2 separate regions of the Homo sapiens genome follow, and region 1 is linked to region 2. Evidence: chromatin loops called from intact Hi-C (ENCODE). Cell type or tissue: psoas muscle. All regions are shown on one strand.

The links. Peaks named below come from ENCODE experiments on the same cell type or tissue, not always from the same donor. Only the 100,000 strongest peaks of a DNase experiment are listed, where the experiment ranks them.
Region 1: it touches region 2 in a loop (5-fold over the local background); 9 of 110 quality-filtered maps call a loop at or near these places.

What each region holds. Positions count from the first base shown.
Region 1 is chr5:159,270,827-159,278,826 of GRCh38, reverse strand. UBLCP1 (ubiquitin like domain containing CTD phosphatase 1) reads right to left here. Exons shown (of 11, transcript NM_145049.5): 6 at 6,706-6,804; 7 at 4,205-4,242; 8 at 3,581-3,679; 9 at 473-589. Among named protein-coding and RNA genes, the nearest start is that of UBLCP1, 12 kb to the right of the region's middle. In psoas muscle, no CTCF peak of the experiment used is centred here; no DNase peak of the experiment used is centred here.
Region 2 is chr5:160,395,626-160,403,625 of GRCh38, reverse strand. It overlaps FAM200C (family with sequence similarity 200 member C), which reads left to right and starts at 3,572. Exons shown (of 2, transcript NM_022090.5): 1 at 3,572-3,987. It overlaps SLU7 (spliceosome associated SLU7), which reads left to right. Exons shown (of 16, transcript NM_006425.5): 16 at 162-1,985. The coding sequence ends at 341. RefSeq lists enhancers at 3,883-4,032, 3,926-4,611, 4,931-5,430. In psoas muscle, no CTCF peak of the experiment used is centred here; a DNase peak (open chromatin) is centred at 3,545; H3K4me3 peaks cover 2,138 bases; H3K27ac peaks cover 1,412 bases.

The sequences.
Region 1 (8,000 bases), 1.1 Mb after region 2:
GGTCGAGGTGGGCAGATCACGAGGACAGGAGCCTGAGATCAGCCTGGTCAACATGGTGAAACCCTGTCTCTACTAAAAATACAAAAATTAGCTGGGTGTGGTGGTGCGTGCCTGTAATCCTAGCTACTCAGGAGGCTGAGGCAGGAGAATCACTTGAACCCAGGAGGTGGAGATTGCAGCGAGCCGAGATCGCACCACCACACTCTAGCCTGGGCGACAGAGTGAGATCCCGTCTCAAAAATAAATAAATAAATAAACAAACAAATACTTGGATGAACTAGCTAACTATGGAGACATCAATGCAAAAAAGACAAAGTTCAATTTCTATATGAATTATTCTTAAACTTTTCTCGCCTATGACATAAGAATACAGTACTTCCAAAAATATATGAAATTCAACAGTGCTTACTACAAAAGTTCTACCACACAGCCCAGATTACATGAGCACATAACAAGTAAAAGTATGTCTTACCTTTAGTCCATTCTGTGGGTTCATTAGAAAATTTCTCCCTATGTCATCAAACATAATGGTGTTTTTCTTGCTGTAAAACTCCGAAAACTTTCCCCATATAACACCAAGAGGCTTTACCTTAGAATAAAAGTTTACATTTAACTCAAATTTTATCAATATTTCATCCTGTCTTAAAAGCAGGAATACTGCAAACTGCCCTGCAGAACAATGCCAAAGTGTTCCTTTCCCCCTGTAAGACAGGTGTGAGCTAATCATTAAATGCAACCCACTTTAAAGCACAATGCATTTTGCAATATTAAAACTTCTGAAAGGTTTGTTCATGTCCAACTGAACTAAACCCATTATAAAACTTTCCATAATTTTAACGTGAAGATTTTGGGTAAAATAAATAAATTATTTAATTTTTTAAAAATCCAAAGTAATTGTTTAGATGTCTGCTATGCAGTCACATGACTTCCTTGGTTAACACATTCCTTCTCAGAGCTTGGGAGTCACATGGAGTCTGCTTTCAAAACTAGAACACCCTAGTCAAAAAAAAACTGTATTTGGCTTTTTCAATTAATAATTTGAATATTTTATAGAGGAAAAACTCGTTTTGTCTTTAACTCAGTGGCACAGGTGCATAATTTCTAGGGAATTTGATTGCTTAACTTCGGAAGCACCATATTTTACAAATTCTTACTCTTATTTCTGAATTCTTAAACTGAAGCTTCAAATAAATAATTTCTTATATAGTCTTACCTGTTGGTATTTGTGTAAAGTCTCTGTAAGACCACACAGGAAATAACACTGATTGTGGCTAGGTACCAGGTGAAAGATGACTTTTCATTATGTACTTTACTATTTTTTTAGTCATGCAAATGTATTACACATTCAGAAAATTTTTTAAATTTCTAGAAAATTACTTTTGCTGAAGACAGAAGTCTTACGGTATTATGAGAACAGAATGTAATAATAAATATATGAGATTAAGTGGTAAGAAATAAATAGTGATAAAAGTTGTAACTTAAAAATTTTTTTCCTCCTATAATTTAATTTGGAGAAAGCTTTTTCCTTCCTATTGTCTTGCCTATTACAAAAAATGTTAATGAAATATTTTAATTTACTAAAATTTTACTTTCCTGATTTTTTTTTGCTACTGATCTTGTTTACTACCGAAATAGAAACCGCCCCCTACTCCCCCCACGAAATGAAGACAAATATATAAGAATTAATACAATAAGCCATATTTTGTGGATTTTTAGCTAACAAAAGCCTCAAGAAATATGACAACAGAGGTCATTTTTTATGACATCCAGAATAAAAATCCTACATCCTCTTAAAAAGTGCTGTCATTTGTTAATTAGGTCAAGCACCTATGTTCCCCAAAACACAAACTACTTTGCTCTCAATTAGAAAAGTAATATTGCTAACTACAGAAAAAAAACATGAAAATACTGAAAAGCATAAAGGAAAATTTTAAATCAATAATCTAGTCAGTACCAAGGGCAACAACTCAATATTCTGATACATTGACTCCAGGCATTTTTATAAACAAGAGCAGCCTCAGAGAGTTGACAGGTTCTTTGTTAAATTAAGGGTAATCCTGAACCAAACAAAGGTTAAGAACTATTTTCTAACGGCTTACAACAGTGTTCTCTAAAATACTTCTTTCACTTAAATGTGTCATGAAAATTTCTAAATCATTACATATCCTACTACATCAAATGACGAGCTACAGTCCCTTATATGGGTAGCAGTAATTTATATATCCAATGCCCTATTGCTGGATATTGAGGATTATTTTTATTCCTTTAATTTTTCACTGTTATAAAACATGTTTAACATTTCCCTAAGTAATTTTTAATGTTAAGATTTTGTAAATGTATTATTTTACTTTAGTATATAGTAAGTTATCTTTTTCTCGATACATGCAGTATTTCCTTTATAGAACAAGTCCCCATGCCCTTAAATCATTCTATTTATGGTTTTGATAATTTTAATACTGTCTCCCCTAAGGTTTCCTCGTATCCTAAGTTCTCCTCAATTCCTATTAGTTTGGGTGCTTTTATTTTACTTTATTTTGTTGAGACAGAATCTTGCTCTGTCACCCAGGCTGGAGTGCAGTGGCTCAATCTTAGCTCACTGCAACCACCGCCCCCTGGGTTTGAGCAATTCTCCTGCCTCAGCCTCCTGAGTAGCTGGGATTACAGGCATGCATTATCCAGCCCAGCTAACAGTTTGGGTGCTTTCAAATGATATGGACTGTGTCTCACTCATCTCTTTATTCCCAACAGTGCCTATCACAGGGCCTTCCAGACAGTAGATACTTAATAGTATGAGTAGTTACTTGATGAGTAAAATAACTGGTTAGCCAAACCCTTTTCTCTGATTGTTCTTGTTGCTATTCTTCAGCATCATCCCAAAGTACATGCATCATGATGCATCTGCTTTTATTACCAGTTTCAAACAGGGCAGGGTGAGTGTTTTCGCTTGTTTCTAGTATCTTCCTTGATAATATTCAGTATTTTTCTCACCTACTCTGCCCAGTAACATTGTGCTGTCATCAACACAGGTCAATTACCCACAATCACAAGTTCCTTTCTTGACAGTCCTACTTCAAGATCCCTAATTTTATCATTAAAATTCAAATCTTTTAACCTTGGCTGGGCACAGTGGCTCACGCCCATAATCCCAGCACTTTGGGAGGCCGAGGCAGGCGGATCACGAGGTCAGGAGATCGAGACCATCCTGGCTAACAACAGTGAAACTCCGTCTCTACTGAAAATACGAAAAAATTAGCCGGGCGTGGTGGCGGGTGCCTGTAGTCCCAGCTACTCAGGAGGCTGAGGCAGGAGAATGGCGTGAACCTGGGAGGCGGAGCTTGCGTGAGCGAGATTGCACCACTGCACTCCAGCCTGGGCGGCACAATGAGACTCCATCTCAAAAAAAAAAAAAAAAAAAAAAAAAAATCTTTTAACCTTAAATACATTTTCCTATGTCAAAACTCAACCACTTTATTATTCACTCAGATGAATCTCTACACTATTTACTCCATAGGTATAAACATAAAAAGTACACTGGAAAATAACCATGGTGTCATTAAATAGAAATAAAATGACTTCTTACGTCTATTAATCCTCTCCTTGGAGTATGTACTGTTATCATAGCAGCACTATCCAACATGAAAGTAATCTTATAATTTGCATTTGTGCTCACTCCCAGCTCCTATAAACACAAATATTTGTGAGGTTAAAACATAGTAGTGTGGAAAATTTCAGATTTTCTGAATATTCTAGCTGCAATTTCTCATAATGCCAACTTTCTACACCACTGGCCACTACATCTTGCTAAACAACTAGGAAGTATTTTAGTTTCACTTAGCCAAGTCAATAAATGGTAAACCAAGGAAAATAGAAATAGATTACTTCCTAATTTACCATTTTAGGAGAATACTGACTCTTTAAGTATTGCACACTAGAGCAAAAGAAGGAAAATAAAGTATTATTGTAAAATGAGGAAGAATGTGGGGGAGGGGACAAGCTTAGTTATACTTTTTCTTAAAAAAGACTTAGGGATTCAGTACAATCCACTTATTAAACACACTTTAAAAACACCTCTACTCCCAATAATGGCATTTATCTATCTACTAAGTGCCCTCCAGTAAGAATAAAATTAATTCAGTTCTAGAACTTTTAACAAGACAAATGCAGTTTGAAAATATTTTTAAATGGATTGCTTTCTAACACTTACTTTCATTTTAGCTTCAATCCACTTCATATTTGTTGCAGCTAAAACACGAGGAATGATAATACAATACATATGAAAAGCTTGAATTTCTTTAAAAAAAATCTGTATAAGTAAGTTTTCTAAGCAAAACTAAAAGTTTAAATGCATCAGAATTAACAGTCCCTAGCATACTTATGGTAATTTTCTTTTAAATATTGATAAAAGTAAACTTACTGCAGTGTGTCTTCAAGACAGAATAAATTTTAAACAACTTTTATCTGTAAGATACAGGTAATCCATGCTCAAAAGAACTCTGAACCTAGGAAATTTATAAATCAAGACCTAAACTCTCTTTTTAAATCAGCCCTGACACTCTATCAATTCCAAACTTAAACTTGGGTGCCTGGATCACTTTTTTCCATGTTCCTACTTCTAGGCAATGCACAGGTATACATAGTGTCAATATAAGCATATTGTTATGTGTCAAAAGTTTATGTTGAAAACCAGCTAGTCAGGTTCAGTGAAAATCTGCATTTTGTCAGTCTCAGCAAATTAAAGCTCACTGAGTCTAGCAGCTTCTAACAAGAAATGAGACAAATTCATGAAGTATACCTGCATCATGTATCTGCTCATTGTCAGACATTAACCAGCTTTGAGATCATTAATACTAAAATTAAATCCTCATCTTTATGTGCTCTCCTGGTTTACTGGACTAAACTATACAGGTATAACCAAGTAAAATGTTTAAAAAGAGAAAAAGCAATTTAATTATTTGAAGTGTGTGTGTGTGTGTGTGTGTGTGTGTGTGTGTGATTTTTAAAAGCAAAAGAGGAACCTGAGTTCTCAAAATAAAAAATCTTCAGCATGCACACATACAAAAAAACAGAAGAATCACCTTACACGTACAAAACTGGTCAGTTGAGCTAAAATTTTAAAGACTATTGTATCTCCAATGAAAATAATCATAAGATAGAAAAAAATTTTAATCCGGTACTTACTTTGTATCTGTAATTATCAGACGAAAAACAAAAAGACCCACAGCTAATAAAAAGTTTCTAATTATTAAGTAACTATATGTCAGACATAGTACTAGTTGCTATATTGATACTTCTATTCTTACAACTAACCTGTAATATGTATTTAGATATCTTCATTTCTCAAGTGAGGGAACTAAGGCTCAGAAAGATTAAGTGACCTGTCCAGTGTCACACAGTAAGAACAGAGCCAGAATTAAAATCCTAGTCTATTTAGCTCCAAAGTGAAGTACTCTTTTCAATGAACTACCACAAAATATCACAGTTTATAAAAATAATTTAAATATACTATTGTAAAAGGTTCTCAAATTTTATAAGTCTAGTTTAATAACATTTAAAGGATAAACTTTTTTCTCAAATATCATCTTAGATGTCAAAGTTGCTAAACAAACCAGCAAGCTTTCTTCACCTTATCTTACTAAACCAGAAAATTATATATTTTGACAATAATTTTAATCTTAACAGCTGTGAACTCACATGGAACTCACATATCACAAACAACGGAAGTACTCTGATTATAAGGAAAAATACAAAATGAATTTACAGACTGCAACAACTAACATAATTTCTCTCAAAGACCTAGTACAATGAAATGTAGCACCTTTACTTGATGGGACTTCATTTAATTCAGTCAGGATAACTCTTCTCTGCTTATGACATTGCCAAGAGGCAACTTTAAATATTTGTGGGGAGGAGGGATGTAAATCAATGCATTGCTTCATTTTCCAAGAAAATCTTGCTACCAAAAAACGTTAATTGAACTGAATAGTGTGCTTACGATTACAGTATATTTACTTCTTGGAACAAACTCAGTATCTTATCACAGACCTGTACATTCTTGAAATGGTCCGCAGACCACAATTTCAATGTCACTGGCTTTAGTCCACATATTAATTTTTCCTTAAGTAATTCAAGTTGCCTTTATTTCCAGAGAACTATATCACTGTGATTTTGTTTTAAACACCTTTTTCCAAGTATTTTAAAACTGGAGTCAGGAAAAAAGGAGAAAAGAAAAATATTCTGAAGCATCAAGAATTTCACAGCAAAGATCAGAAGGAAAGGCTGGGCACATTGGCTTATGCCTGTAATCCAGCACTTTGGGAGGCCAAGGCAGGAGGATCACTTGAGCCCAGGAGTTCAAAACCAGTCTGGGCAACACAGCGAGACCCTAAAGATATGTGCCTAGTTAAAAAAAAAAAAAATCAGAAGGAAAAACTTCAAATCAAGGTGGGGTCATTGGGAAAATTAGTCATTTTTATTCTTACACTATAATGTACTCATGTCCTATAGTTAAATTAACTATCTCACTGGTATTTGGCCAATATATGTTTAAGTTTATATTGTGATACATGCTTCATTTTAGAAATTTGCTAAAAAATGAAAACTATTTCATATTTAAACACAGGTCATTTTAAGTCACATTTTATACAGCACAATAATATATGGAACAACCTATTTCCACGGAAATCTAAACAAAAAAATACAGCTTACACCAAATAACAATGTCATAATCTTCATAGGCAGATGTTAGAAATTCATGAAGATATGGCCGCATTAATTCTACCCCAGTCTCTGCACAAGACCTGTGGTCTAAAAGAAAATTGATCATAAATAATTATTAGTTTACCATCATGAACAAGTACCTAATACCAATTATTATTAAATGTAATATATTACGAAATGCAAACATAAACATTTCATTGCAAACTGCTTCAGACTGAATTACGTTGGCTGACAAAAAGATGTCTTTCAAAACACAATTTAAAATCCTTAAGATCCAATTTTAGTCGATCAATTTTGTTCAATTTGCAAAAAGCAATACTGAAAATTCAGGCTTAAGTAGTAAACTGAAAATTTTTTTCTCACCTAGTCTCTAAAGTTTAGATGTTATTTTTTAATAATGAAAAACAAACTATGTCCACTTATACTCACCTTTAGTCATCTACCTTGCAGATATAATCACATTTCATCAAAATGACAGGCCAATTAACCAATTAATTAAATTTTTAAAAACTGTACATTAACTTATGTTTTAGGTTTAGGGTTAGAAATAAATTCCAGTATCAGAAGTTAACTATTTCTTGCCAACATTAGACATAAAAGGAACATCTTTCTTTTTCAATGAACACAAAACATTTTTTTCTTTCTTTTTTTTTGAGACAGGGTCTTACTCTGTCACCCAGGTTGGAGTGCAGTGGCACTCCATAGCTCACTGCAGTCTTAATCCGGGCTCAAGTGATCCTCCCACCTCAGCCTCCTAAAGTAGCTGGGACTAGGTGCATACCACCACATCCAGCGAGTATTTTTAGTTTTTATTAGAGATGAGGTCTTGCTCTGTTGCCCAGGTTGATTTCCAACTCCTGAGCTCAAGCAATCCTCCCACCTCAGCCTTCCAAAGTGCCAGGATACATATGTGAGCCACTGCACCTGGCCTACATGAGAAATTTTAAATTCAAGAATCTGCTTGAATATAACTAAACAGAAAACTAGTGATAAAATATCAAACATAATTTTTAAAATATTCCTTATAAAAAATTATTTATAATCAACAGGGAATAACATGGTTAAATGATGATGCATCCATAAACTAGAATACTTTCTGGCCAAAAAAATAAAAAAATATATATACACACACACACATATATATATATCATTCATAATAAACAATATTTTACTGAGAAGATGTTCAATGTGTTATTAAATAAAAGATTTAGAGGAGATCCATACAAACAGTCTAAAAGATATATATCAAATTACTAAGAGTGGTCATCTTTGGGTATCAGGAT
Region 2 (8,000 bases):
GTAGCTTGACAGTAGAAGGGCTGACTCCAAAGCTCTTTCAGGCAATCTGCGTTTTTGATAGAGCAGTTCATATTCAGTGGGGTGTGTTGGTACTCTGCCACTTTTGAAGAAAAGACATCTGATGTAGAGCTGTGATACACATTTTATTCCTCTCACTATAGGCACTGAACGCAGAGGAGGCCCGCCTTCTTCATGTCAAGGAGACCATGCAGATTGATGAGAGGAAGCGGCCTTACAATAGCATGTATGAAACTCGAGAACCTACTGAAGAGGAAATGGAGGCATATAGAATGAAACGTCAGAGGCCAGATGACCCCATGGCCTCTTTCCTTGGACAGTAGCAACTAGTCAGAAGACCATCCAAGATAGATGCAGCTGATACATTCTTTTCAGCTTCTTATTGATGATTGTAGATAGAAAAATCCTTGTTTATTCTTCTTGCTGCCTGGCTTTAATAAATATTTCAGATGCCTCACAGTAAGTTCACTCCTTTCCATACTGAGGAAACAAGAAAAGAAGAAGAGGCACATGAAGTGTGCTTTTGGGAATAGAATTTAAAATTGGATTAAGATTTTATTTCCAGTTTTTTTTATTTATTTATTTTTTTTTTTGAGACGGAGTCTTGCTCTGTCGCCCAGGCTGAAGTGCGGTGGCGCGATCTCGGCTCACTGCAAGCTCCACCTCCCAGGTTCACGCCATTCTCCTGCCTCAGCCTCCCTAGTAGTTGGGACTACAGGCGCCCGCCACCATGCTCAGCTAATTTTTTGTATTTTTAGTAGAGACGGTTTCATCGTGTTAGCCAGGATGGTCTCGATCTCCTGACCTTGTGATCCACCCGCCTCAGCCTCCCAAAGTGCTGAGATTACAGGCGTGAGCCACCGCGCCTGGCCTATTTCCAGTTTTATGTGAGTCATGTAAAAAAGCCTTGGCTCTCTACCTATTAAGAATGTCTCTTTCTCTGTATTTATTAAGCTTCAAACTTTATTGCTTCGATTTTTGTGGCCCTATATTTAGTATTAGCACACCTTGGTTTTGAGAAAAAAACAGGGCTTTGTTTTTTTAAATAATTACTAGCAACTCTGTGACTACATTTATTTTTATTTTTTTTAGAGACAGGATCTTGCTATGTTGCCCAGGCTAGAGAGCAGTGGCTTTTCACAGACAAAGTCATAATGCCCTGCAGTCTTGGGCTCAAGCGATTCTCTCTTCCTTGGCCTCTGGAGTAGACTAAATGTGTTAGTCTTTGAATGGAAAACAACTATTTTCTCATCATTGGGTCAATATTGACTGATCAGTAGTAGGTCTTTTACCATTCTGGACATAAGTCTAGGTGTAGAAATCCTTTCCTTTATCATAGAGGATATGGTTTACATTACCGTTTGTTTTCATTGTGATTGCCCCTATGTAACAATCATGAATATTAGATTTTTTAAATTGTAGAATATCCTAATATTTATAGCCAGCAGCTGTTACTTTGTTTGTAAAATTTGCAAAAAAACAAAACCTGAAGTTGGTTTATTGAAAGAATTATAAGGATAGCTTCTAGGGATATTAGTAATAGATTGCCATGATCCTGAAGCCTCTTCTCAGAACACTGTGAAGATAATACTGACAGTAGAATCAGTGAAAACAGCCTAACAAAACCTCTGACATCAGTATATCAACTTTTAACAGCCCACTCACTGGCTTTTCTAAACTACCAAAAACCACCTGTAGGATACTGCATTAAGTCAGCATCTCAGAAACAGTGGTGTGAGTAACTGAGTCAAATTGTCAAGTACTTTGGATATACATAGTGTCGAGCTTTAGATTGGTATGAAATTAAACAGCAATGCAAATAGATTTAATTCCTATTTACTTTAAGAATGAAAAACAATGTTCATTTTCCTACCTAAACAGGGTGGTTCAACATAAAGGCTGATGTTGTGTCCGTTTTGTATTTTATCTTTTGTTAAAGATACATAAATGACAATACTTAACTGTGAGTGGTTTGTAGCATTATTTCTAATATTTGGCAGAAAAGTTGTTTATGGGACAGGGAGGGGAACCTGGATTAGCTTCTGTGAGTTTAAGAAAATTTCAGCATCTTGTCACCTAACCTTTCTGGACCTCTTTCCCTCTTCTATGAGGCCTGGTTTACTTAGATTTAGGAAGAATTCTGTAATATCCAGAATCATGTCTTCTGTTTTATTTTGGAAAAGTAATGCCTAGCCAGCCTGGCCAACATAGCAGAGCCCTGTCTCTATGAAAAATACGAAAATTAGCTGGGCATGGTGGCACACGCCTATAATCCCAGCTACTCAGGAGGCTGAGGCATGAGAATTGCTTGAACCCGGTTCAAGAAGTTACAGTGAGCTGAGATTGCGCCACTGCTCTCCAGCCTGGGCAACAGAATGAGACCCTGTCTCAAAAAAAAAAAAAAAAAAAAAAGAAAAAAACATAATGCCTAGGACATTACTCAGATTGAGCTTTGATTTTATTATCTCAATAATAGCTGCCTTTTGAGTGCGAGAATTATGTACTGTAATTGTCATAATGTTATCTCCTTCCTCAAAAGAATTTCATGGGGTAATGGATGATATGTAAGTTTTACAAAAAGCACATGGAATTAACTCCAAGTAACCTGCACAAATCCTAACCGTTGGAGTCAGGACATGAAGCTAGCTGTGGGATTCTGAAGCCTACCCCTTTCTCTAGTATTGAAGGCCCTAATTTCTTGACCAACAAGGCTGGTCTTTAGCAGTTTCTTCCATCCACAAAAAACTTCAGCAGCCCGTCAATATTTACCAGGCTCACCCTTAACACCTGAAAATGATGTATCTGGCCCACATTCGTTGACGCCCCACCACTCCTCACACACACTAGTCTTATGGAATGCTTCTAACAAGATTGTACAAAAATGAGTAAACTCATTAAGTTTATAAGAATTCTGGAAAGACCCCCAAACAGGAAAGGGCTATATTCCGGTTTCTTTCAACAACGTTTCCTAGTTTCTACTTGGGATTTTTCTCTAAAACCTCTCTAATATGGGTTTATTTCTTTGAAATCATGTTGTTGAAAGAATTTAAAATAAAAATATTTCAGATATATGATGATGACATGGAAATTCATCCCTATGCTCCCACTTACGGAAAGTGGGATCAGCTTGCATAGGCAACAGTACACAAGCTATGGAAGCTCATCCTCCACTGCTGAAATGTCTAATCTGAAATTACAATGAGCTTCCTTCTCTTTTTCTCTCATTTATTCCACATGGAACATGGCAATTATCAGGCGTTTTATCTCCAAGCTCAAAGCCCGACACAATATAAAAGTTTAAGTGCTCTGCATGTTAAAAAGAACTATGTGGAGTTTACAGCCCCTTCCATTCCTGAAATTGTACAGTTCATCCTCTCTGGCAGACACAATAAACAAACGATTTCTTGTTCCACGTACACAATCTTAAAAAAAAAATTGGGAAGGGCTAGCGCGCATGCTCAATACTCAAGCCAGCCAGCCCATCCCACAGCCCTTTGCTACTGCGCCTGCGTGTGGGAGACGCCTCTCCCAGTTTGCGGGCGGGAAGCACCCTGGAGAACCCGGATGGAACCCGGGCCTGGCTGAGGCGGAGGTTGTTGCGGATGCTTCTCTCTCCAGGCGCACCGCAGATTCCTGCCCGGGGGTTGGACCCGAGGAACCGCCGTCTCTACTGGTTCCGACGGCCAGAGGCTGGGCCCTAGGCTGAGCGGAGAGTGGGACTGGAGCCTGAAACGGGCGCCTAAAAGAAGCCCGTGCATCCCATAGGCCTGCGCCTCAGGCTTGGAGACGGGCGGGCGGAGACCGCGCTGAGTCTTTTTTTTTTTTTTCCTAGCAGCTGGCGTTCTTATCTCACCCGGGAGGCTGTAAAAATCTCCGTCCTTAACAGTAACACCATCAGGTCCTATCAGTTAAGAGCTGCTTGTTATTTGCATGCATTCTTATAATTAAATCTCCTAACAACCCTGTAAGGTAGGTACTGTTATCCCCTCTGGAGGAACTGAGGCTTGGAAAGGTCCCATCCTGTAAGTGACAAAGCCACGATCCCAGGCGTTTGCCCCTGGAGCGTCTGCCCAGCCACCAAGTTCCTGCCCCCATTCTCCTGGCTATTGATTTTAACTGTAAAATGTAATGGTTAAATGCTCTGCCTCCCCAGACACCTGCGCCTATCATGATCTTGCATACGCAGTGGCTAGAAAGAAGTTGAATTGTATTTGGTTTGGAGTTTTAGGTTTACAGCTGCACTTTGGTGTTTTCACTGCTGGAATATATATATATTAGCATTCCCTAAATATTTGTTTTGTGAGTGTTCACTTTTAACTGATTTTTCTCATTTGTAATACTTTTTCATATCTACCCTTCATAAACTTGCAAAAACATTTTACTTTGTTATATCAGATCTTTCATTAAGCATCTGAAGATAATCTCTCAAAAGAATCATGCTTAAAATGAGTGATATCTATCTTAAGATAATGCTTTTTATCTTTTTATTATGGAAAGTTTCCAAAATACATTAAAATAGAACGGTGTAATGATGTATACCCATCATCCAGCTTCAAGAGTTACCAACTTAAGGCCAGTCATTTCTTTTATCTCCACCCCGCTTTGTGCATGTTTGTGAGTGTGCTGAAGTACGTATTTCAAAGGAATCCCAGACATCTTATTTCACTTGTAAATAATTGTCTGTATCTAACAAATGAGGACTTTTTAAAAACACAACCACAATACCATTATCATGCCTGTTTAACAATATCTCCTTATCATGATGCTTTTTAATGTTTACGTTTTTTAGGATATTGTAATTCCTAAATACCACAAAAGCGCAAGTGCAAATTGTGAGGTTCTAAAACACAAGCCTCTTGGGCAGTAAGTTCATCTTTGAGGCCCTTGAAAATTCTTGCCACCTGTTCTCCCTTTTTGAGGGTTATGGAGAAGAATACTTTAAATTGATTTTCCTAAAACTGTTCAAAACAGATAAATTTTAAATTAAAATATACTTGAGAGACATAGTCAAGGTGGATAGGAATGGACTCTTAACAGATCTTGTAATGATTTCCAGTTTGTTTTGTTTTTGAGACAGAGTCTCACTCCGTCACCCAGTCTGGAGAGCGCAGTGGCATCATCTCGGCTCACTGCAACCTCTGCCTCCCAGATCAAGCGATTCTCCTGCATCAGCCTCTCCAGTAGCTGGGATCACCATGCACAGCTAATTTTTGTATTTTTAGTAGAGACGAGGTTTCGCCAAGTTGGCAGGGCCAGTCTCAAACTCCTGACCTCAGGTGATCCGCCTTCCTCGGCCTCCCAAAGTGCTGGGATTATGGACATGAGCCACCGTACCCAGCCTTTTTTTGAGACAGAGTCTGGCTGTGTCACCCAGGCTGGAGTGCAGTGGCGTGATCTCAGCTCACTGCAATGATCTCAGCTCACAGCAACCTCTGCCCCCTGGGTTCAAGCGATTCTCCTGCCTCAGCCTCCCGAGTAGATGGGACTACAGGCATGCGCCACCACACCCAGCTAATTTTTGTATTTTTAGTAGAGACAGAGTTTCACTATGTTGGCCTGGCTGGTCTGGAACTCCTGACCTCAAGTGATCTGCCCGCCTTGGCTTCCCAAAGTGCTGGGGTAGCAGGCGTGAGCCACCGTGCAGGGCCCCTCTTGTAATGATTTCTAATGTGACTAAAAACATTTTCCTTTATTCCCTCTTCCTCCCCAAATATTACATGATAAATATACATTAATAGAATACAGAAAAATAAGCATTTATGGTAATGTCATAATTTTATCGTCATTAATTAGAAGTGGTTCTAAGCAAAAGTGGTCATGTAGTCTCATTACTTGACAAAAGAAGTCTTAAGATCAGCTCTTTAAACTTCAGGTTGTCTTTTTTGATTGGCAGACATCCTCCAATTTAACAGGCTCATAACAACCTTGTAACAGCTCAGCTTATTTTATTGGAGTACACTTTACAACTAGTTCATCTTGGTAGATCCACTTGAAAGCTAATGCTTTAAGTGGATATTCTTGGCTTGTGATTTTTCTTTTAATGTCCAAAGTGGGCATTCAGATTTAAATGTGTACCTGTTACTTTATTTCAGCCACATTCTCTGGCACAGAACTTTGGAAACTTTGGGGATCACTTACTTATCTTGGAGATAGAATGTTTTCTAAGGTATATTTGAGCCTACCTGTGGATTATGCCTTTACTCGTTGCTAAAGGGAGAGAAAGAGAAAAGATATGGCTTTCATTTTAGGTTTCAACTTTCATAGGAGGCTGTCATCAACTCAGAAAATGTAGAAAATTTAAATATCTATTAAAGCATTGGGACCATTCACTTAGAAACCTAGAATATTTGTTAGCTAAGGATTGGTTTGAAGGATACGTTTTTATTCCCCTAAGCCTGACTACTTAACCAGGTTGTGTTTCAGGACTGCCTGAACAACATTATTTCATATTCTTTTGTTCTGCTTCTGGAGAAGATATGTATTAGTTCTAAGGTAGTGCAGGGACGTGTATATTTTGAAAGGGTTTCCCAGTGATTGTGATGATATGGTGTCTCTTGTCACAGATCACTGTTCTAGTTACTATTTATAAGAATTATCTAAAATACTTACAATACAGATTCTAGGCCCCCACTCCATAGCTGGAGAATCAGAATCTCTATGGGTAGGGCCTTCTACATCCTGTCTTTGGGTTAAACCAAACCTTAGGAATGCTGCTTATTTTGTGTATGTGCATGTGTGTGTTCTTGACTGCTTTCCCTTAGAGGTATTTAGGTGGAAAAGCATCATGAAATTCGTTATTTTACTTAAGAGTGTTCTCCTATGAGAGGGATTTTTCTGAAGTCTCGGTAACAAGAATAGTTGTGTTTCCCCTGAGCAAGTTGTTTTGCTTTTTTTTTTTTTTTTTTTTTTCCACAGAGACTTGCTCTGTCGCCCAGGCTGGAGTGCAGTGGCATGATCTTGGCTTAGTAGCTGGGACTACAGGCGTATGCCACCATGCCCAGCTAATTTTTTGTATTTTTAGTAGAGATGGGGTTTCACCATATTGCCCAGGCTGGTCTCGAACTCCTGAGCTCAGGCAGTCCACCCACCTCAGCCTCCTAAAGTGCTGGGATTACAGGCATGAGCTACCACGCCCGACCATTTTGCTTTTTTATATGGACACTATGAATCATGGACTGATAGTGTGTTACACTTAGCAGCAAGGAAGCTCTGAGCCAATTTGTAGCCTACCTTTGCATCAGGGGTGGCTTAATCAGACTTAAAGACCTATTTGAAATTCTCTGCCTAAGTTGGAGTCAAAACTGCTCAAGGTTCAAATAGTATTACAGACCTGTTTAGTCTTTAACTATTAAAAAGAACTACCATGTTCTCACTCATAAATGGTAGCTAAATAATGTGTACACATGGACGTGGATAATGGAGTGATGGGTAAAGGAGACTTGGAAGGGTGGGGTGGAAGAGTGGGGTGGGAGGGAGTAGATGAGAAATAATGAGTACAATGTATGTTATTTGGGTGACGGATACCCTAAAAACCCTCACTTTGCCACTATGTGGTCTATGCATATAACAAAATTGTGCTTGTACCCCATAAATGTATACAATTATTTTAACCTCCATGTCAGAATCCACCCTTCCTTATTTAGTGAATTGCTCCTTTATTCAGTGATTCTTAACTGAGGGTATGCATACATCTTTGGGGCTGAGTGGAAGAAGGTGGTGGTAGTGAGATGCCCTTTCTAGGGATACAAAATGTGCTAGATTTGTTTGTAACATACATTATTGAAAACAAGTTAAGCCATAACTATAATTCACCAATAAAGGACTTACAGGTGTTCATAACTTGTCTAAGCTCAAATCTCCCATATATAACTTGCTGGCAAATCATTTATTCCAGGGCATTAGCTATGAGTTGCTAGCTTTAAGTTGAACTATATCCTGTCATGGCTTACTTCGAATTGACATGCTGCAGGCTGTATCTTGAC